Linked DNA regions of Homo sapiens: region 1 is linked to region 2. The links are chromatin contacts, found by Hi-C or POLR2A ChIA-PET in ENCODE. All regions are on one chromosome and are shown on one strand. The core of a region is the stretch at or near the end of the contact, and the rest is flanking DNA. Distances in the headings are between cores, read along the strand shown. Region 1 has its middle 110 kb from the start of TSEN15. Region 2 overlaps COLGALT2 (collagen beta(1-O)galactosyltransferase 2).

Region 1 (7,502 bases), core at 3,901-6,400, 200 kb before region 2:
CTGGCCTGGGCAAATCAGCAAACTTCTCTGCCATCCAGTGGTTGCAATCTGAGCCTTGGGGAAGGGCTCATCCTGTTTTATGTTCATCCTGTTTTATGTTTTATGTTCATCCCTCCTTGGGTACTCTCTTGGGTACTCAGCCTTAGGGTACCACATAGAGTTATCTTATATATTATAATTGCTCTTTTAACATAATTTTAAAAAATTTATATTAAACTTTCTCTGTTTAAGTCACTGTGGTTTCTGCCCCCTCATGGACAAAGACTGACACAAAAGTGAAAGGGGCAGGGTGACAGATGTCAACAAGGATAGGCCGGCACATACTGGCATGTGTGGTCACCTACCCTAGAGATGGGAGGGTGGGTCCTGACTACGCTGGAGGCTCTGATTTATTTCTGAAGTTCAGCTATTTATTTGCCCTTGAGTTTTGAGACAGGCCTATTTCTTAAACTAAATTATATCTCTTTGCTTTTGGAGAGCTCAAGTGTGTTTCTGTTACTTGAAACCAAAAAAGCCATCATTAATAAATATGCAATTTCACATTCTATTAAATATGCCTCAGAAAAGGAAATAAAGGGATAAAGAAGGACTATTCTAGAAGCAGAAAAAAAAAAGGAGAAGGGAGATTATGCTGAGGATTAACATGAGAGAAAATCCTAGTTCTTTAAATATCTCAGTTGGGCTTGATGCTGATGTTAGGGCTTCAAGTTCTTCAGAGATGACTCATCCCTGTCATCTCTGACTGATGGGGAGCTCACACAAGGGAGCTAGATGGGGCACTGGCCAAGTGATTCTGCATGCAAGAGAGCATGGCTGAGGTCAAATGAGGCCTCCTACTCTTCACCCAAACTAGACTTTGGGAACTGCTCACCTCATGTATCTGAGAGAAGAGTTAGGTACGCAGAGCCCACCCAAATTCACCAGCTATAGCCAGTTGCAAGGACTAAGGCTGCTTCATAAATGAACCGCAATGGGACAGAGTGAAGGCCCACACCTTGGCAGCATGCTCCCAGTGAAGGGAATGCGTTGGGCTGGTTTCACTCTGCAGAGTCAATTCCTACCCATTAATAAAGCATGTCCTAGTAAATATTACACATTTGCCAATCAGACTTGCCATTTGTTTGCTTGTTTGCTTGTTTTTTGAGGCAAGGTCTCACTCTGTCCCCCAGGCTAGAGTGCAGTGGTGAGATCTCAGCTCACTGCAGCCTTGCCCTCCTGGTCTCAAGCAATTCTCTCACCTCTCAGCTAGTAGCTGGGACTCCAGGCACATGCCACCATGCCCAAGTAATTTTTGTATTTTTTGGTAGAGATAAGGTTTTCACTATGTTGCCCAGGCTGGTCTCAAACTCCTGAGCTCAAGTGATCCACTCGCCTCGGCCTCCCAAAGTGCTAGGATTATAGGCATGAGCCACCATGCCCAGCCCAGAGTTGCCATTTTTGTCTGAGGGAGGCAGACAAATCCATATGGGTCTGTAGCAGCCTCACTTCTTGACTCCCCAGAAGAAAGAACTCCACAGAGGGGTATAAGGCAGAGGGAAACACTGAAGCAAGTTTTAGAGCAGGAGTGAAGGTTTATTAAAAAGCTTTAGGCCGGGCACGGTGGCTCACGCCTGTAATCCCAGCACTTTGGAAGGCCGAGGTGGGCGGATCATGAGGTCAGGAGATGGAGACCATCCTAGCTAACACTGTGAAACCCTGTCTCTACTAAAAATACAAAAAATTAACCGGGCATGATGGCGGGCGCCTGTAGTCCCAGTTACTCGGGAGGCTGAGGCAGGAGAATGGCGTGAACCCGGAGGCGGAGCTTGCAGTGAGCCGAGATCACGCCACTGCACTCCAGCCTGGGCAACAGAGTGAGATTCCGTCTCAAAAAAAAAAAAAAAAAAAGAAGAAGCTTTAGAGCATGAACGAAAGGAAGTAAAGTACACTTGGAAGAGGCCCAAGGGGGCGAACTGAGAGATCAAGTGCACAGTTGGACCTTTTGACTTAGGGTTTTATATGTTGGCATGCTCCCAGGGTCTTGCATTCCTTCTCCCGGATTCTTCCCTTGGGAGGGGCTGTCCGTATGTGCAACAGCCTGCTAGCATCTGGGAGGGGAGCATGCGCAGTGTTTGTACTGGAGTTGTACACATGCTCACTTGAGGCGTTCTTCCCTTACCAGTTGCATGTCCTTAGAAGGTCATATACCAGTTAAGTTGCGCCATTTTGCCTTAGTGCACATGCTAGAGCCTACCCGCCCAACTCCTGATATCTTATCAGGAAGCTGCTGATCACCGGTTTCAGGTGTTTTCTATCTATTGGGAGACTGCCTTTCCCTGGGCTGGCTACAACCAATTATTAATGTTATGTTTAGAGAAATATTGTAACAACCACCTAACCATCACCTGATGGTCGCCTGACTTTCCTGGTGGGGCAAGGGGAGTCCTTTCCTGCCATGCTTATGTCTGACTAGCTACCTACTGTAACAGAGCCTCCCTCCCTGCACTTCCTCTCATGTTAAGATAGGACTGAAATTTTGGTGTCAATCCCCTCCTCCATGAGCCAAGATGAGAATTTAAGGAGTCAAAAGGAACACAAATATTCCTCCTTTTCAATAGTTAACTTTTACCTTACCTATTCAAATACAGGGATTTTTTAAAAATTCTGCACAGAATATTTGGTGAATTATAATAATCATGCCTGGAATCATTTTTATCTTTCAATGCACCTTTTCTTCAGAGTAAAAAAATGTTACATCAGTCCTTAGTAGAGTATGCAACTTGAGATGCTTTTGCTATGAATGGAGAGAATCTAAGTAGACTTATTCACTTTCTTTTATCTAGAAGTGCAAAGTTGGATAAGACGTGGTCTTTGCCTTTTAGAAAGAGGGGCACTTCCATTCACATTGTGTTTCTTTTGGCTCTGCTATGGAGAACAATAATTAAATAAGGTTCTGACCAATCAGAATGGATGATGAAACAAGAGTGGGTGCTGCAACCAGTCGGAGCTGATGTCACAGCTAATGACAAGGATGCTGGCTGTACACATGAAGCAGGCTGCGCAGTATGTTACAGTGGAGGTTATCTCTGGATCTGTGAGAACCCAAGTCTAAGCTGGTAGAAAGGACTGTGGGAGAGTCCCTGGCTGACTTCAGTCAAATCTTCCTGTCAAGTTGATGGCATTCAAAGATAGTAAAAAACTGGCAAGTAGTTGGGGATTTTTCAAGAATATTTCCCCCTGCAGCCTCCTCCTCCCATAGCTTTAATCATCTCAGTACATTGCAACACAGCTTTTCTAGTTGCTCTTTCCAAAATTTCTCCTCTTTTACTCTAACATCCTACATTTGCATTGTAAGCAAATCCTGACAACTCCACCTTCAAAATATGTCTAGAATCTGACTAGTTTTCAGCACTTCTATTAACTATGTTTCCTGGCCCAGCCACCCTCATTTCTTGCCTGGATCACTGGAATGTCTTTTTCACTGGTCTCCTGCCCCACTTCAGTCTATTCGTAATCTGACAGCCAGGGTGATTTCATTAAAATAGAGTAGGATTGTGTTGCTCCTCTCCTGGAAACTCTCCAATGGCTTCTCATCTTAGAGTAAAAGCCAAAGGTCTTACCCTGGCCTACAAGGCCCCACATTTTCTAGATCCCCATTATCTCTCTGACTGTATCTCCTACTAACTCAATGTGGCAGACTGATGGCAAATCTGGTCCTAATTCTCCACCCTTCACTATATTCACACCTTTTGCAATGTGACTCTGAAGCTCTTCCTATGAAGTGGAGTTTATTTCTCCATCCCTTGAAACTAAACTTGTCTTATCAATTGCTTTGGCCAATAGAATGTGGCAGAAGTGACAGTCTCCATTCTGAACTTAGGCCTTAAGAGGGCTTATGTGTGTTCTCTCTCTCTCTCTCTCTCTCTCTCTAGCCTCTCTCCCTCCCTTTCTCTCTCTGACTCTCTTTTGCTACTGGAGGATATGAGAAACAGAGATATGGAAGCAGACCTAAATCAACCCAGTCATCTTGTCAAAACTCTCAGATATGTAAGAGAGCTCAGATAAGATCAGCAAAGCTGTGCTGGCTTGCAGCTGACTGTGAAAGCATGAGTAAGCCCCACCAAGATCAGCTCAGATCAGCAAAACCATCTAGCTGATCTTGAGACTGAGGGGAAAACCTAAATGCTTATTACTGTATACCACTGAAATTTTGAGTTTGCTTGTTACTCAGCATTATTGCGAAATTGATGACTGATGCGTTACTTTGCCCATTATTCTCCAGCCTTCTGGAAAATGCCAGTCACCTCTCTACCTCAGAGTCTTTGCACTGGCTGTTCCCTCTGACTAGAATACTTCCTCTCAGTCTTCCTACCTCCAATAGCTGCATGCCTTGATCCCTAACCAACTTCAAATCTTTTCTCAAATGTCATCATCTTAGTGAGATCTTGTCAGGACATAACATATAATGCAACCTTCTTTGAACACTTAATATTCCCCCTTGTCAACTTTCAACTTTCTTTTCAGCATTTATTGCTGTCACATATATATATATTTTTTTCCTTGTTTGTTGTCTAACTCCCTTGTAAACTCCTTGGGAGCAGAGATTTTTTGACTATTTTATTCAAGATTATATTCCTATGCCCAAAATGGTATCTGGCACATAAAAGACACACAGTACGTATTTGTTGAATAAATATGTGAATGAATGTGAATTCTCCACAGAATAGTAGAAGTGATGAGAAAATGTTTTCCTCAATTTTAAAAAAATTGGTAAAAGCAAAAATAAAACATTATATCTGCTTGATCTATATAACTTCTCTCCGTCTCCACCACCATGATCCTAGTCATAGCTGCCATGAGCTCCTGTCTGCATGGTTGCAATTACCTCCTAACTAGTATTCCTGCCATCAGTCCTTGCTCCCTACAATTTCTTTTTCTCCATTGCAACCTGGATGATTTTCTGAAAGGGCAAACCGGAGAGACCAAAATCCTTAGCATGGCCCCACAGTCTCTTCTCCTCACTCTCTTTGCTCGTTCTCCAGTCTTCAGGTTTCCTGAAATAGTCATGCCTCTTCCTGCCTCAGGGCCTTTTCACAAGCCATCCCCTCTTCCTGGGAGATGTACTCTTAATCATCCCTCGGCCTAGTCAACTCCTACTCATCCTTCCATTCTTATGCAGAAAAGTTTCCCCTGAATCCACAGGCTCAAGTTTCTCTGAGAGTCTGTGCTTTCTGTTTAAGGCACACAATGCAGTTGATAATTCTGGGTTTGTGCAATTACTTGTTTGATGTCTCCTTTTTCCAATATACTGCAAGCTCAGTGAAGACCTAAAGCTATTCAACAGATCATCTGGCTAAGTTTGGCCTGAAGTTCATATAAGCCCTTTGAAATTGAGAGATTTGTAGTGTCAAACAGGAAACAACTATGAAGAAAGGGCTTTTGCATAACGAGTTGCATCTTCCAGGAAAGACTCAGCCCCGACGATATTTTTATTCCTTTCTGAAGCCACAAAGGTCTATAAACCTCTCCTCCCCCATGATCATCACCAGCCCATTAGCAGGAGAAGACAGTCGGACAGAGTATTGACAATCTAAAGGGGTTGTGTTGGAGAACAGCACCTCTTGTCATTCTTGCACTGTCATGATTTATGCAACCAAGTATTGCATTAGACAACAGCAATTAGGAACAGAAATGGACCCAGCAAGAGCCACAGAAACAATGTTGATTAACTCTGAATAGTGTATTAGTCTTCTATTGCTTCAAACAAATTACCACCTACAGTGAATTAAAACAAGACATTTATTACCTTCCAGTTCCGTGGATCAGGAGTCTGAGCACAGGTTAGCTGACTCCTCCGCTCAGGGTCTCACAAGGCTGCAATCAAGATATCAGCTATGCTGTAGTTCTTATCTGAGACTGGAGGTCCTCTACCAAGCTCATTCAGGTTATTGGCAAAATTCAATTATTTGGGGTTGTAGGAATGAGTTCCCCTTTGCCTGCTAGCTGCCTGCTGGGGACTATGCTCGGCTCACAGAGACCACTGACATTCCATGCCACGTAGTCCCCATAGGCTGCCATGGCAGGGATGTTTGATTTTCTCCAGGCTAGTGAGAGTGCACCTCTCTGACTTCTTCCCAGCACCAAGTGAAGAAAGCTCTCTGCTTTTAAAAGACTCACCTGAGGCTGGACGCAGTGGCTTACGCCGTAATCCCAGCACTTTGGGAGGCTGAGGCAGGTGGATCATCTGAGGTCAGGAGTTCCAGACCAGCCTGACCAACATGGTGAAACCTCATCTCTACAAAGAATACAAAAATTAGCCGGGCATGGTGGCAGGTGCCTGTAATCCCAGCTACTCAGGAGGCTGAGGCAGGAGAATCACTTGAACCCGAGAGGCAGAGGTTGCAGACCACTGTACTCCAGCCTGGGAAACAGAGTGAGATTCCGTCTCAAAAAAAAAAAAAAAAAAAGAAGAAGAAGAAAGACTCACCTGAAAGGTCAAGTCAACCCAAGATAATTTTCCTCACAAGAGTAATATGTCATTATATTCACAGGTTCCATTCACACTGAATAGAACTATACAGGGCATGTGCATCACGAGTAGGAATATAGGGGCTGTTTTAGAATTCTGTCTACCACAGGGCAGCTGATAATAATAGCAAACTATTGAGTGCTTATTTATTGCCAGCACTGTGTTAAGTGTTTTTTAGCATTTAATCTTTAAAATAATACAACATTGTTTCTATCTTGTGTTTCTGTTTTGTTTCTATTTCTATTACTTTATTTTACAGATGGAGAAACTAAGGCTTAGAGGTTAGGTGACTTTGCCCCATTTCACTCAATCGGTAAGAAGCATAACCTAGATTTTGAACTCTTTCTGACTCCAGAACCCATTCTTATCCACTTTGCCTCATCAAAGCTCGTTCTCCTGTAGCCAGGGGAATGAAGATTATCACTGTTTTATGGATGTAAACAGTGGTTTGGGAAGATTAAATAACATACTCAAGACCACCCAGTTAGTAAGTAATAGAGCAGCCTACAATCTAATCTTCTTCTCAGTCCCACACTGGGGCATCCCATGTAATTGAGGGATACTCCCAAATTGCTTGTCAACTAGAAGAAAATGTAATAAGAAACCCTTCCCCAGAGACAGAGGAAACCAATGTGTTTTCTGGCTCCAAGGCTTGGTAGAATTATATAATACACATTATCAGTTCTATTTATTTTACCTGTAGTGAGTGAGAAGCAGCAGTGTTTTATTCCCATGCTGAGGAAAATAATCTGAACTATGGGCACCTGACAATCACTCCCTTTGAAGTTTCATAATAGTTAGCACCAGGAGCATGTCCTCTCCTATGGTGATAAAAGGTTAGTTAGTGATTATTCACTTCCCCCTCTCTGTGCCTTTACACCTTTAAATGAAAGGTGTCCTGGAGTCAAAGCAAATAATTATTCACGGATGAGGATATGTTTCCTTGGAACTAACATTGTTTTTTTTTTCATTACTTCTTGCATGGAGACAAAAC
Region 2 (7,346 bases), core at 1,537-4,036:
GTGAGCTCTAGCAAGGAGTTGATGAGAAACAGACAGGTTGAGGATATATTTTGGTGGTGGAGCAACAGGACTTACAGAGACCTGAATGCAGTCCATGAAGGAAAGAAAGGAATCAAGATGAGTCCAAGATTTTAGCCTGATATGCCATTTACTGAGATGGGAAAGACTTTATAGAAAAAGACTGGGGGTTGGGGAGCTAGTTTTGGTCACGTAAGTTTAAGATATTTAATAGGCATCTAAATAGAAAGGCAGAAGATAGTTGGATATATAAGTCTGGAGTTCAGGGAAGAAACTCCAGCTAGAGACAGATATTTGAGAATCATCAGCATCAGAAGGATATTTGAAGCTGTGGAACAGTCTGAACTCATGTAGTAAAAGAACACAGGATGAGAAGAGGACAGATCCCTGGGGAAGACAAAACAGCCAGAGAGCTAGGAGGAAAAATTGAGAAGTGTTTCAAGACGGAGCCAAGATGCTGCTGAGAAGCCAAGGAAAATAAGGATAAAGAATTGGTCATTGGTTCTGTCAAGAGAGAGGTCTGTGATGACCTTGACATGGGCCACTTCAGTGCAATGATGAGAACACAAATCCATTCAAGTGGACTGAAGAGAAGCCAATGGGGAGATGAGAAAGCTGAATCTTGATGGGATGGGGAAATGGAGAAATCCGATGGAGGCTGTTGGGGGTAAGAGGTCAAGGGAAAGGTTTTTCTGGTTAGGTTGTTTGTACTGTTTTTTTAAAAAAATAGAAATATAACAGTATGTTTTATGCCAGTCACAAGGATCCAGTATATAAGGAGATCTTGATGATGTAAAAGAGAAGGTAATTATAAGGTGAAAACAAGAGGGTTTTTGTCCTGGGTTGCAGCCCAGAACAATATTGCAGAGGCTATACTAGATAGAAACTTCATCTACTGTGGCAGATGGGATGGCAGAATGTATTGATACACATGCAGTTTGGTTTGTGGACTTGAGGTGGATTGAAAAGGTAGATCTAATTTGATTTTGAATATTTTCTTTCTGAAGTATATAGGCCAGTCAGTCATGAGCTAGACAGAGATTTTGGAGATTTTAGGAGAGAGAAGACAAAAGATACAATCTCTCAAAGAGTGGGAAAATAAATTTACTATGAAAGGACACTTACATCATTTGGTGGTGTCAAGTGCCAATTTGACATCTGTGATTGTAGCTTTGAAGTGACTCAGTCAACACAATTGTGTATGTTTCTCCCAGTAGTCCTCTTGGTGCTGAGTAAGTGGGCAATGGGTTTAACCAGGATTAGGGTTTTATCAGGCATCAGTGGACGAGAATTGAAAATCTTGTGAAGGGGATGGTCAGGGAATTTCTGAATTGTAGACTGGAGTTTTAGAAATCAGAGTTGAAGAATTTGAGTGAGGTGGGAGAAGGGTTATGACGACAATGACTAACACTTATTAAAAGCACTGTGCCCATCTCTTTTCATGTGATAACTCATTTAGTACATTAGAAGCTGCACAGAGAATTTGGGGATGTGCTGCCTTCGGGAGATGAATGACAGGAGGCCAGATCTTATAAAGATGTTAGATTTAAATGGTCTATAAAGCATGAGGAGATTACTCTTGCAAATTACAGCATAAGGTGATAGGAAGTCTCAGGTACCTGCTCTCAGTATTGACATTTTGAGACAACAGTACATCATGTAAAAATTATTAAGATAATTGGACTTGAAGTTATGTCTAAAACTGAGTTCCAGCTCTGCCAATCACTCAGTATTTGACCTTGGACAAGTCTACATCTGGCTTGGTCTCAGTTTCTTTATTTGTAAAAAAAAAAAAAAAAAAAAAACCACCACAAAAAAGTGAAGATAAAATTACATGGTGACTATGAAAACACCTAGCAACCTGTTAAGCCCTTAAATATAGTGTTGAGTGTGACTGTTACAGTTGAGAACAGAGCTGTGCGGCGGAAGATTATTTTGACAACAGTGAGCATGATTAATTAGAATAGGAAAGACTGAGAGCATGTAAGTGTTTGAAAAAAATCAAAAACAGCCCAGGCATAGTGGGTAAGGACCCAAGCTAGGCTGCAACAATGGAAGAAGTTCAGGAGAAATTATAGAGAAGAAGCGGTAGGATTTGATCCAAGTACAATCTATCATGTACTATTCCAGACATGACTGGGCTTAAATGAGCTACTCTGGACCCAGCCCAGTTGCCTGGTTGGCTAATACCAGTGGCCACCAAGGACTAGCTCTGGGGATGATGTGGAATGGGAATTAAGAGCTCCGGTAAAGGAGTAGGACCTAGGTTCAAATACCAGCTCTATCAGCTCTGTGATCTTGGGCAAGTTATTTAATGTTTGTTTCCTTGTCTATAAAAATAGAGACACTCATACATATCCCATGGTACATGTGAACATTAAATATATGTGATTATATATGTCAAGTATATATGTGACATATATATATATCACTCACAGAACTCTGGGTTCTGTGAGTGATAAGACCTCTGTAACAATGGCTGTAATTATTCACATTAGATCTTGAAACTATCCCGAAAGCAATGAAGCCCATTGTCCCAAGTGGCAGTACAGGGAAGGATTATTTCCAGGAAGGGATTTAATGAGAGACCAGATCAATTATGAAAGATGGAGTCAGAAATGACTACAAACAGAAGCCAGGATATACCTAACCTTCAAGTCTGTTGTCAGCAAAGATACATCCTTCTCCCCACAGACTAAGTTTCTTAGGTCTGACTCACTGTATCACTTCCTGTTTTCCTCTGTGGCTTACTGCTGCCTTCAGTGGCAAAACCCAAGCACACTTCTCTGATATTTTTGCTCAGTGATGACTTTCGGGAGCCAACCACTTGTGGCTTTTTTTTTGCAACACTTGTCCTGTGAATGCAATGACTGCCTATGTTTGATGGAAACAAAGTGGCTAAAAGCAGTCTCTTTGGCTGAAATGTTAAAGCCACACAGGCCATGTGAGTCCAAAGGAGACCAGCAGCCTAGAATGGGTAACTCAAAATATAACATCTTCCCAAGTCTCAGGCCCCAGGAGGGAGAGTGAGACAGCTCCTCAGACAATATCATGAACAGGAGGAAGCTGGTACATTAAGCTTCTTTCTCTTAAAAACCTAACCGTGTACCTGGTGGACCCTCCCTATTGATTTTAAAAGAAACTAATAAGGAGTGGAGTGGAGCAGAAAGGACCAGAATATTCTCGGCTGCTATTGGGAAGACAAAGACATGCACTGCATATGCACAGAAATATGACTGTAAGTGTCAAGTTTGAAGTAATGAGACCAGCTCTTGTGTTTGGCCTAAGAACTCTGTCTCACTACGTTCTAGAATTTCACATCATTCGCCAATAAGTAAAATTGGATGTCAGGATTTCTCTATAATATTTCAGTGAAGTTAAACAGATCATACCCTTTGGACAGTATCTCAGGATGGGCAAAGTTATGCTGGAATATAAAAATCTGATTGGCTTCATACAACAATGGCTTATTTCTTGCTATCCAAGTCTGCAGAGCAGGTGTCTTTCCTGGGAGCTGCCCTTCATGTGTTGATGCAATGTTCCAGGCTGCTTCCAATTCACATCTGCTATCCATATCCACACATGCCGCTATGAGCACAGTGGTGGGACCAAGGGCAGTGTCGGGGGAGCCCTTGGAGAGTGGAGCAGCAGCACCACACTATAAACTTTCCCCAGAAAGTCATATAGCCCTGAGTAACTTCAAGGGCAAGAGAGTGTATTCCTCTCCTGTGCCTGGAATAGAGGTGAACAGATACGTTACAGTAGTCATGGCCATTACCCATAGTTCTTTCAACAACCCAGTTACCAGCTATCATTTTAAATTTTCTTTGTATTATCCCTTTAAGGAAAATCAAATGAGGACTTTGAATTTGTATAATACTAAACATTCTTCGAGGACTTTGAATTTTTATAATACTAAACATTCTTCAAGGCCTTTTCAGGTTTCTTAACCAATATTACTTCCAAACTTTAAAATACATAGTTTGCAAAGGAAGCTTTTTTAGAGTATCAAATAAATAAAACTTTCATTATTGAAGAAGTAGTGTCACTCCCAGCTGGAATCTTCCCATTAGACATGGGCCAGCTCTCTGTGGTTAGATCCTGTTAAAGCAATGGACCTTTTGCGCACCCACACCTAAACCTGCCCAGGTGGGATAAAAATAGTCCCCCACTTTGACAATTTTAAATGCAGAGAAAAAAGTGTTTTTCAGTAAAAATTCTAGCCTATTTCTGAGCTCTTTCATCATGGGCCATAGTAAGTAATAGCTAAGAGTTGTTGAGCATTTACTGTGTTAAAGTGGTGAGTGCTTTGCACGCAGGTCTCATTTAAATTTTATAACACAGATACACTTCTATTATCCCAATTTTACACCAAAGAAATGAGCTTAAAGAGGTCCCCTAACTCTCCTACTCCTTCGCAAACCAAGGTTTGGACCCAGATCATCCGACTCTGGAGCCCTTCCTCTTAACCATTATCCTAAACTGCCTCCCAAATATTCTTGAAATAAGTCTTAAGGGAAGTGGAGCAAATGTTGCAATCTCCATATAATCAAATGCTCCTGAAACCAGTGCCCTGACCAGCAGGGTTCCTGTGTGGCTACTCAATCCTGGAGAACTGCTGCCATTGTCCCCTGCCCTGTATTTCCAAGTTATATTCCAACCCTAGAGATCAGGCATGCGGATGGAATTCTGATTTCTGACCCTTTCATTAACAAAGCACTCTGCATGTTTCTTGTGTCTTCCAGTTGACCGTCCTCCAATGGAACCCTCCCAGTATGTCTCAGTTGTCCCTAAATATCCAGACAAGATGGGATTTGATGAGGTAGGAAAGGTGTCTATATGTGTGTGCACATGCACGCGTGTGCAGGCTTGTGTGTTCATTTTGGAACACAAGCCTGAGCTTGCATCTGAGAGCCAGCAAGACTGGCTTGGCTGCTGAAATGGCTCTGAGGTCTTGGGAAAACTACTTGGTTTTTGTTGTTCTCAGTTTCCTTATCTTAAAAAAAGGAGTATCATGATAAATGTAGTTAATCATTTACTTAGAAAGAAATTACCATTTAGTAATGAAAGTGAATTTGATATTTTCTAGGAGCAGATATTGTGATATTTTTAATCAACCTTTTTATCAAAATTCAAGAGTAAGATACAGAGGATACATGTTTTAGATATGGAGGACTTTAATTTTATTCTGCCACATCTGAGCAAGTGGAAACTATTCTGGAACTTTCTGTGCTTTCTTTTATTTCTACTATTCTTCCATGGAAAAAGGTTAGAGAGCAGGGTTGAGAGGACAAAGAAAGAAAAAAAAACATATTTGTTCTAAAATTCTGCCTTTCAGCAGGCAAGAACTTCCTAATAATATTCTAAGGGTAGTATTTATTATTAAGTTTTAGTTGTATAAAGAATGAAGCAGAAATATTAAGAGGTTCCCCTCCTGGTAATATGCGTAACAGATACTTGGCAGGGATTGTGACTCCACATCACTGACTCTCTCATGGGTGTCCCCTGTAGCTGCTGAACAGTATTCAGAAGGAGCTTGGTGGTCTAGAAGCTAGGGCAGTGCCTCAGGAGTCCACAAACTGAGAACTCTTCCATGGACTCTGGATATGTAACAGATCAGGCTTCGAGCTTGGTGCTAATTGCCACTGATTAATCGAAGGAAGATGCCTTATTTATCACATGGTAACATATACATACATATATGTACATGTCCCCAGAGTACAGCCTTCTCAAAGGGATTTGACGCTAGAACTGGGAATTAAGATTTCTTCCGTAAGACTGATTTGGAGCTATACTTCAGGAAGGGGGAAAGAATATTTCATGATTATTAAGTGGGGAAGAGTTAACAGCTACTATGGTATTTCCACAAAGGGCAGAATGAGAAGAGATGAGCTGCATGTAGTAGAGAGGAATAAGACTCATTTGCAAATAGTTTTTAAAAATGATCAGGGCTATAGAGAAGGTTGTCCCACACCCACAGTGGACCAGCTTCCACATGTTACTGTAGCTTTCCTTCCCTACAGCTCTCTCTCGGTTCCCTAGGTGAAAGGACCCAAGTGTCCTTACATAGATTCATTTCTCCTCCTAAAAACATTCCTATGAGGACCAAACCAAAGCAAATAAAATAAGACAAAACCAGGATCTTCCAGTTCCGGTCTTCTTTGGGCAGGACACGGTGTAAGGACTGGGTCACTCCTAGAGCCCTTCAGGAGAAGGCCAACTCCATGAAGTGGCACAGGCTCGGAGACTCTACTTTCCTGAGTCTGAGGTTAGTCACCTCTCCGTATGGAACAGAGATAGCATGGTAGAAAAAGGGCTTTTCAGGGGCTTTTCAATCCTCCTCGGACTCTGTGACCTCACTGGTGGTGTCTGGGCTGCATTTGGCTCTGATGCTCTTTTCTCTGTTTACTGTTCACTAAGTGTGAGTGAGCCATCTGTGTTTTTACTTCGTGGCTACAGTTTTATTGCACTTGTCCTGGCAGGGACTGGAACTGGATTGTTATTTACTGAAAGTCTTCCCAGACTGGAGGTCTCTGTTTTTGGGGGCCTTTTTGGATTTATTTCTGTTGATTTTTTGTTCTGTTCTGTTTTTGTTCTCTTAGAGTGACCTCAGGTGGCTTCATGTTTATACCTGAGAAAATGCCCTTTCCTTTCCATATCTGGAAAATTAGGGGATGAGGCATGACCCATCACAGTATGATTCTGACTAAAAGAACACAACCCATTAAGTTATAAAGTCCCAAGTAATGAGGCAAATAGAGTCACCACAGAAAATTATGTTTTTTACAAAATAATTACCCAGTTAGGTAAACAAGGAAGGTAGTAAAATTAGGATGCACTTAATCTACTTGGCCCTAAATCAGGTGGACAATTTCTTCAAAGGGAATATCTTGCTCCTCCATCAGTTTCTACACCCAGGGATTTATAAATGGATAGAAATGAGAATATTTTGCAAGGAAGGGTTGAAATTTTAGTTAGTGTAGCTTTTAATTCCAGTGAAACATATATTTATGACTGCATTCAGAATGACCATGTGAACCAAACCTTAACACAGTACAATCTGAACTCCAGACTGGTTCTAAGACAAAGTTTCTCCTTTATTCTGGCCATAGCAGAAAGCCAACTTTATTATAAACCACCTGTCTTAAACATTTTAATCTGTACTGAATTTGAAAGATGAGTTTGTGCACCTCCCTATTTTTATAGAACTGGACCCATAAACATTAATGTCTCCTCAAAGTCATCCAGATGGTTAGTCAGGATGAAGTCAACACCACCTGACTTGTTTCTATAGGTTTCTGCTTTACCATGCTATGTGTCATCCTCAT

Evidence for each region. A loop is a pair of places that touch in the nucleus more often than their neighbours do. ChIA-PET counts read pairs that join two places held with the same protein, here RNA polymerase II (POLR2A). Pooled maps may share reads with other maps.
Region 1: a map of naive thymus-derived CD4-positive, alpha-beta T cell shows a loop between it and region 2 (2.3-fold over the local background). The contact joins two enhancer-like sites. A Hi-C loop is called at or near these places in 1 of 168 maps with a recorded cell type or tissue (naive thymus-derived CD4-positive, alpha-beta T cell), 5 of 37 single-sample maps with no recorded cell type and 14 of 50 pooled maps. POLR2A ChIA-PET finds 5 or more read pairs at or near these places in 2 of 52 experiments (activated CD4-positive, alpha-beta T cell and activated CD4-positive, alpha-beta memory T cell).

Annotation. Positions count from the first base shown.
Region 1 is chr1:184,157,084-184,164,585 of GRCh38, reverse strand. No RefSeq gene overlaps it. Among named protein-coding and RNA genes, the nearest start is that of TSEN15, 110 kb to the right of the region's middle. RefSeq lists enhancers at 606-665, 2,927-3,006, 7,049-7,502. Within about 2 kb of position 5,150, at least 3 of the 41 ENCODE cell types and tissues checked have a DNase peak (open chromatin) inside an H3K27ac peak, as active enhancers do.
Region 2 is chr1:183,952,256-183,959,601 of GRCh38, reverse strand. It overlaps COLGALT2 (collagen beta(1-O)galactosyltransferase 2), which reads left to right. Exons shown (of 12, transcript NM_015101.4): 7 at 4,764-4,840. Among named protein-coding and RNA genes, the nearest start is that of COLGALT2, 82 kb to the left of the region's middle. RefSeq lists a silencer at 3,606-3,770. Within about 2 kb of position 2,786, at least 5 of the 41 ENCODE cell types and tissues checked have a DNase peak (open chromatin) inside an H3K27ac peak, as active enhancers do.